Linked DNA regions of Homo sapiens: region 2 is linked to region 1. A link is a loop called in an ENCODE intact Hi-C map of the cell type or tissue named here. Cell type or tissue: CD4-positive, alpha-beta T cell. All regions are shown on one strand. Links, peaks and the distances in the headings refer to the core of each region. The heading gives the core; the rest is flanking DNA. Region 1 overlaps MMP9 (matrix metallopeptidase 9). Region 2 overlaps ELMO2 (engulfment and cell motility 2).

What was found. Hi-C counts contacts between places; a loop is a spot of excess contacts. Peaks named below come from ENCODE experiments on the same cell type or tissue, not always from the same donor. Only the 100,000 strongest peaks of a DNase experiment are listed, where the experiment ranks them.
Region 2: a loop joins it to region 1, with 3 times the contacts of the local background. A loop is called at or near these places in 26 of 110 quality-filtered maps.

The regions. Positions count from the first base shown.
Region 1 is chr20:46,012,497-46,015,403 of GRCh38, reverse strand. MMP9 (matrix metallopeptidase 9) reads right to left here. Exons shown (of 13, transcript NM_004994.3): 8 at 2,822-2,907; 9 at 1,870-2,149; 10 at 1,608-1,747; 11 at 1,130-1,280; 12 at 930-1,033. It overlaps SLC12A5-AS1 (SLC12A5 and MMP9 antisense RNA 1), which reads left to right. Exons shown (of 3, transcript NR_147699.1): 3 at 616-1,902. Among named protein-coding and RNA genes, the nearest start is that of MMP9, 5.0 kb to the right of the region's middle. RefSeq lists a silencer at 964-1,183 and an enhancer at 2,550-2,907. In CD4-positive, alpha-beta T cell, for the core only: CTCF peaks have their summits at 1,084 (motif pointing left) and 1,308; DNase peaks (open chromatin) are centred at 1,093, 1,433 and 1,913; H3K4me3 peaks cover 633 bases; H3K27me3 peaks cover 1,224 bases.
Region 2 is chr20:46,402,678-46,405,584 of GRCh38, reverse strand. All of the region lies in intron 1 of ELMO2 (engulfment and cell motility 2), which reads left to right. Among named protein-coding and RNA genes, the nearest start is that of ELMO2, 2.5 kb to the left of the region's middle. In CD4-positive, alpha-beta T cell, for the core only: a CTCF peak has its summit at 1,092; no DNase peak of the experiment used is centred there; H3K4me3 peaks cover 451 bases; H3K27ac peaks cover 1,424 bases.

The DNA of each region.
Region 1 (2,907 bases), core at 283-2,782:
AAGTAAATAGATAATAAGCATCAAAGAAGGCCTCATTGAAGCAATGGCCTTAGCACTGAAACCTGAAGGAAGACAGTGGGATGGCCCAGTGACAATCTGGAGGGGAAGCTTTCCAGACAGAGGGAACAACTGGCACAAAGGCTGTAAGCTAGGAATGACCTTGATCTGTTCAAAGAGCAGCCAGTGTGGGTGGAGCAGAGTAAATAACAGGAGGAGTGGGAAGAGATGAGAACACGGGGGTGGAGTGTCAGATCCTCTTAATTTCTTTGACCTTGGAATTCATCTGGGGTCACTCCCAAGACCATTGCCCTTCACTCCTACCCCCTCTCTAATCTCATGGAATTTGTTAAAGGTCCTGGACAGCCAGTATGGTTTGGGCTGGGGTGTTTATAAAGAAGATGGCAAAAAAAATGACAGACTCGAAAAAGATTTTGGTGGCAGGAAATCTTGTTCACCTTGTCAACTGTTTGGATGTGACTGGTAAGAAAGGGAAGTCAAGTGTAATTCCAGCTATAGTCCCCATATTACAGATGGGGAAACTGAGGCTCGAAGAGTAGAGAAGCAGTGACTTGCCCAAAGTCACAGAGCTGTGAATTGTCTTATCTCTCCCTGTAGCACAGTGCCTGGCACATTATCGGCACTTGATGACTGTTGTCTAATAACTGAGCTTCCATACAAACCACCTGCCGTCCTGTACTGAAGGAGAAAGAGCTTCCAGCCGGGGAGGCAGGAAATCTGGGTCCTGGTCTTGGTTGCATCCCTGACTTCCTAAATGACCTGGAGAAGGCCTCTGCCTCTGCTGGGATCTTGTCTGTGCTGGGGCATTTGTTTCCATTTCCAAGGGCTTTTTCTTCCTCGCTCAGAATTTGACCACTCACTAAGAGGAGCTTAGTGTGGTGTCTCACGAAGGGATCCTCCTCAGCCCTCACCTCGGTACTGGAAGACGTCGTGCGTGTCCAAAGGCACCCCGGGGAACATCCGGTCCACCTCGCTGGCGCTCCGGGGATCCACCATCTGCGCCTTCACGTCGAACCTGCGGGCAGGCGCGGAGGAGACAGGTGCTGAGCCGGCTAGCGGACGGACCGACGGCGCCCGGGCTCCCCCTGCCGGCGGCCGCGGCGGCGCTCACCTCCAGAGGCGCCGCCCGCTGAACAGCAGCATCTTCCCCCTGCCACTCCGGAGGGCCCCGGTCACCTGGGCCACGTCGGCTCCCAGGCCCAGCTTGTCCAGACGCCTCGGGCCCAGCACCGACGCGCCTGTGTACACCCACACCTGGCGCCCTGCAGGGGAGGAGGGTCACGTCGGTTTGGGGGCGCAGAGGGAGCACGTACTCCTAGAACGCGAGGAGGGAGATTCCGGCGAGGCCTTTCCTAGCCCGCGTGCCCGCAGTCCCTGCAACCCAGGGGCAGAGGCGCTGGGTAGAGCGACGCGAGGGCGTGGAGAGGAGGGGGCAGAAACTCAGCCGCCCCTACGTTTGCTAAACTGCGTCCGCCAGGGGGCGTATTTTTCTAAAACGCACAAGACGTTTCGTGGGTTATCGATGGTCTCTTGAGCCTCCTTGACTGATGGGGATTGACCGGGCGGGGGAGGGAAAGTAGGTAACTAACCAGAGAAGAAGAAAAGCTTCTTGGAGAGCCGCTCCTCAAAGACCGAGTCCAGCTTGCGGGGCAGCGCGGGCCACTTGTCGGCGATAAGGAAGGGGCCCTGCGGCCGGCTCCCCCTGCCCTCAGAGAATCGCCAGTACTTCCTGAGAAAGCGAGGAGGGAAAGGACGGGCTCTAAGCCTTGGACACAGGGCCAGTGGGCGGGAAGGGACGGGCAGCCCCTCCGCAAAGCCCCCTCCCGCATCCACACAACCCCGCCTCCTCACCCATCCTTGAACAAATACAGCTGGTTCCCAATCTCCGCGATGGCGTCGAAGATGTTCACGTTGCAGGCATCGTCCACCGGACTCAAAGGCACAGTAGTGGCCGTAGAAGGGCCAGCAGTGGGGGGACCTGTGGGGCCAGCTGAGGGGGGACCTGTGGGGCCAGCTGTGGGGCGCTCTGAGGGGTGGACAGTGGGGGGTCCGGTGGGGCAGACCGTCGGGGGAGCCGTGGGCTGCGGTGTGGTGGTGGTTGGAGGCCGTGGCTCAGGTTCAGGGCGAGGACCTAAAAAGAGACACGGGGTGAGACTCTTCCTATTCCTGCATACCTCTGTACCCCTAGAACATCTGCTCCCCTAAGCTTCTCAGTGAAGCCTCCTCTGGCACACAGGCCCCTCCTCACTCAGCCTCCCTTCCCAAACCACAGGACTTTCTTCTTCTTCTTTTTCGTTTTAAGCGACATCCTCTATGGCCCAGGATGGAATGCAGTGGTGCAATCATAGCTCACTACAGCCTCGAACTCCTGGGCTCAAGAGATCCTCCCACCTCAGCCTCCAGAGTAGCTAGGACTACAGACATGTGCCTTCACGCCTTGCTCATTTATTTTTTGTAGAGATGGGAGTCTGGCTATGTTGCCGAGGCTGGTCTGGAACTCCTGGGCTTAAGCAATCCTCCCGCCTTGGGTCTCCCAAAGCCCTGGGATTAGAGGCGTGAGCCACCATGCCCAGAGTAGACTGGCTTTTGAAGTCACACCTATCTCTCTCTAGAGTCTCTTTATCACCACCTCTAAGCACTGACATGGCAGCGACTGGGCCCAGGCTCTGCTTCCAGACAGACGTTGAGGTCCCACCTCTCCTGCACGCCCCGTTCCTCCCCCGATCCCCAACCCCCAATTCTTTGGTACTGTGGCACAGCCACGCCCTTTCCCCTCCTCCTCCCATCCCTGCCCCTGCCTCACCATAGAGGTGCCGGATGCCATTCACGTCGTCCTTATGCAAGGGGGGCCCCTCAGTGAAGCGGTACATAGGGTACATGAGCGCCTCC
Region 2 (2,907 bases), core at 149-2,648, 390 kb before region 1:
GATGCTTAGGGCATGAAACTGGCCCGGCGTCCCACCCCTTTGTAGGGTCAGATCCAGAACCTCACCCAGGCCCTGGAGATCCGGTCCCGCTGACCTCTCCCAAGTCTGTCTACTCGTCCGTCCGCTTGCTCAGTGCTCTCCACACACTGGCCTCTTTCTGTTCCTTCTACATCCCAAGCTCCTGCCTTCCTTGGGGCCTTTTATTTAGTATTCCTCCTCCCTGGTCTGCTCTTCCTCCCCTGGCTTAGTCTTGTAAACTCTTCTTCATCCTTCAGATCTCCGCTTAAGCATCACTTCTGCAGGGGAGGCATCCCTGTCCCTGACTTTTCGACCAGTACCCCACGTTTATCACCCTGGGTACTTGTCCTTAACAACACTTGCACAACTGCAATTTTACATTTATTTACAAAAGTATTGATATTTCTCTGTCCATCCCACCAGATTGTAAGGTCCACGAAGAAGATAGTGTCGGTTTTGCTTCATGTAGTATCTCTAGCATCTCACACAGGGCCAGGCAATATAAATATTTACCAAATAAATAGATGCAGGGTTTGAATTTGGCAAGAGGAAGGGGATGTGAATCGTGGTCACTGATGTCCTACCTGCAGGGGAATGAAACTGACATTTGGAATGCTTTTTGTGTGCCAGGCTCTATGCTAGAGTGATGCTGCTGTCTAATAGAAATGTAATGTGAGCCATAGATATAATTTTAAATTTTCTAGTAGCCACATTAAAAAATGGAACAGCTGAAATTATTTTAGTAATATATTTAACACAATATATTCCAAAATTATATTATTATAACATAATCAATATTAAAACATTATTAATGGGATATTTTACGTTCTTGTTTTTTGTACTAAGTTTTTGAAACCTGGTTTGTATTTTACACAGAGGGCAGCCTGTGCCACTTTTCAAGTGCTTAGTAACCACCTATGGCCAGGGATTGTGGTATTGGGCTGTACAGTGTCACACACTTTGTATACCCTCTAGAGTCTTTTGAGATAACTGTTGTTATCTGCACTTTACTGATATCGATAGTGAAGCTTCTAAAAGAGGTTGCCTGCCGGGGATAATTCTAGAGTTTGTAAGTGGAGGAGGTGAGATTAGGACCTCTATCTGTTCATCTTCAGTCTGGTCTTTCTATATATCTGATGTGGACTCTAGGAGGTGCAAAGGAAGTTTGAGGGTACAGGAAGTCAGGACCAAACTTCTTTAAAAACTTCAGTGTACAGCATATTCTAGCTTGTTCTGTGCTCAGATAATGTGTCCAGATGTAGCAGTACCACCTGCCAAGGTGGCTCAGCAAGAAGCATATTTGATGCAGTTGAAGAAAACCCTGCAAGGCAAGTCCTTTGACCTGGTCACCATACCTCGGCCCAGCCTGGACTAAGTCTGGTCCCAGGACCTGGATAGAAAAAAACACATACCATGCAGCATCTCAGAGGTGCTGAGAATACTAGGCTTGAGTTTATAGCCTGGCTTTTCTATTTTTTTTTTGAGATGGAGTTTTACTCTTGTCGCCCAGGCTGGAGTGCAATGGTGCCATCTCGGCTAACTGCAACCTCCACCTCCCACGTTCAAGCGATTCTTGTGCCTCAGCCTCCTGAGTGGCTGGGATTACAGGTGCCTGCCACCGTGCCCGGCTGATTTTTGTATTTTTAGTAGAGACGGGGTTTCACCATGTTGGCCAGGCTGGTATTGAACTCCTGATCTCAAGTGACCCGCCCACCTCAGCCTCCCAAAGTTCTGAGATTACAGGCGTGAGCCACGGCGCCCGGCCTACAGCCCCAGTTCAGCAATTGCTCACTGAGTATCTACCACGTGACCAGCACTGTTGTAAGCCATTTTTGGTGATTGGGCGGTGTATGTCATAGCCTTCATCTTCAGGATGCTTCAGGTATACTTGGAAAGACAAGACTGGATCACATAAAATGACTAGATGGTATGCAAGGCATCATGAGGTGTAATGAAGAGCCAGAATCAGTATGGGCTGGAGGCTGCAAAGTGGCTGTCTTGGCCAAGCTGCATGATGTGTTTTTAAAAATGTTGGATTTAAACTCCTCTAGGCAAGGTGGTACTTTGCAGTGTTACAGACCCTACATGGAGGCTGCTTGTTTTATTTACTTACCTGCTTGGCTGCCCAAGACATTTGAATTTATAACCCTATTAGGCATGCTATGCTGGTTTCATGTGAGTCACTAGAAAATATTTGTTGAGCACTTCTTATTTGCCAGGCATTGTATTAGCTGCTGCTTTGGAACTGATCATAACATTTTCCAAAGTTCTTCCACTGGGAAATAGTAATAATAATAGTGGAACACCAACAAATGCTTTGCCTTTTGTATTGACTTTCCTCCCGGACTGCCTTCACATATGCTCTCTTATTTTGTCAACAATACACAACATACCTGCCTAGCAGGTAGGGCTTACTGTGTTGGGGAAACGTGGTTTCAGAGCTTTTGCAGTTTCTTCAGGTTCACACGGTTAGAATTCTGCTATTATGCTTAGTGCTTTATTATCCCACTTGATGCTCACAACAGCTTTACGGGGTAGAGTTGATGCTAATCCCCATTTTACAGGTAAGAAAATCGTTAGTGCTAAGATCCAAGTTCAGGCCTTTCCCACTCCAGAACACAGCTCCTAACTTGTTAAGCTACACTTCCTCACTAGAAGGCCAAAGTTGGAAGAAAGCTCAAAAACATCTAGTCCAGCCCCCGATGTAGATCAGGACCTGAGGTCCAGAAAGGCTTGTGTTTGTGGCAAAGCTGTGCTGCAGGAGGAGGACTAAACCAGAAGTGGGGGCCTAGGCCTTCTTTTGTCCCTAACTGGTGGCATGGCCTTGCCAGCTTCTCTGGACTTCAGTTCCCTTATTTATGTAATGAAAGGGCTTGGCCTGATTTTACA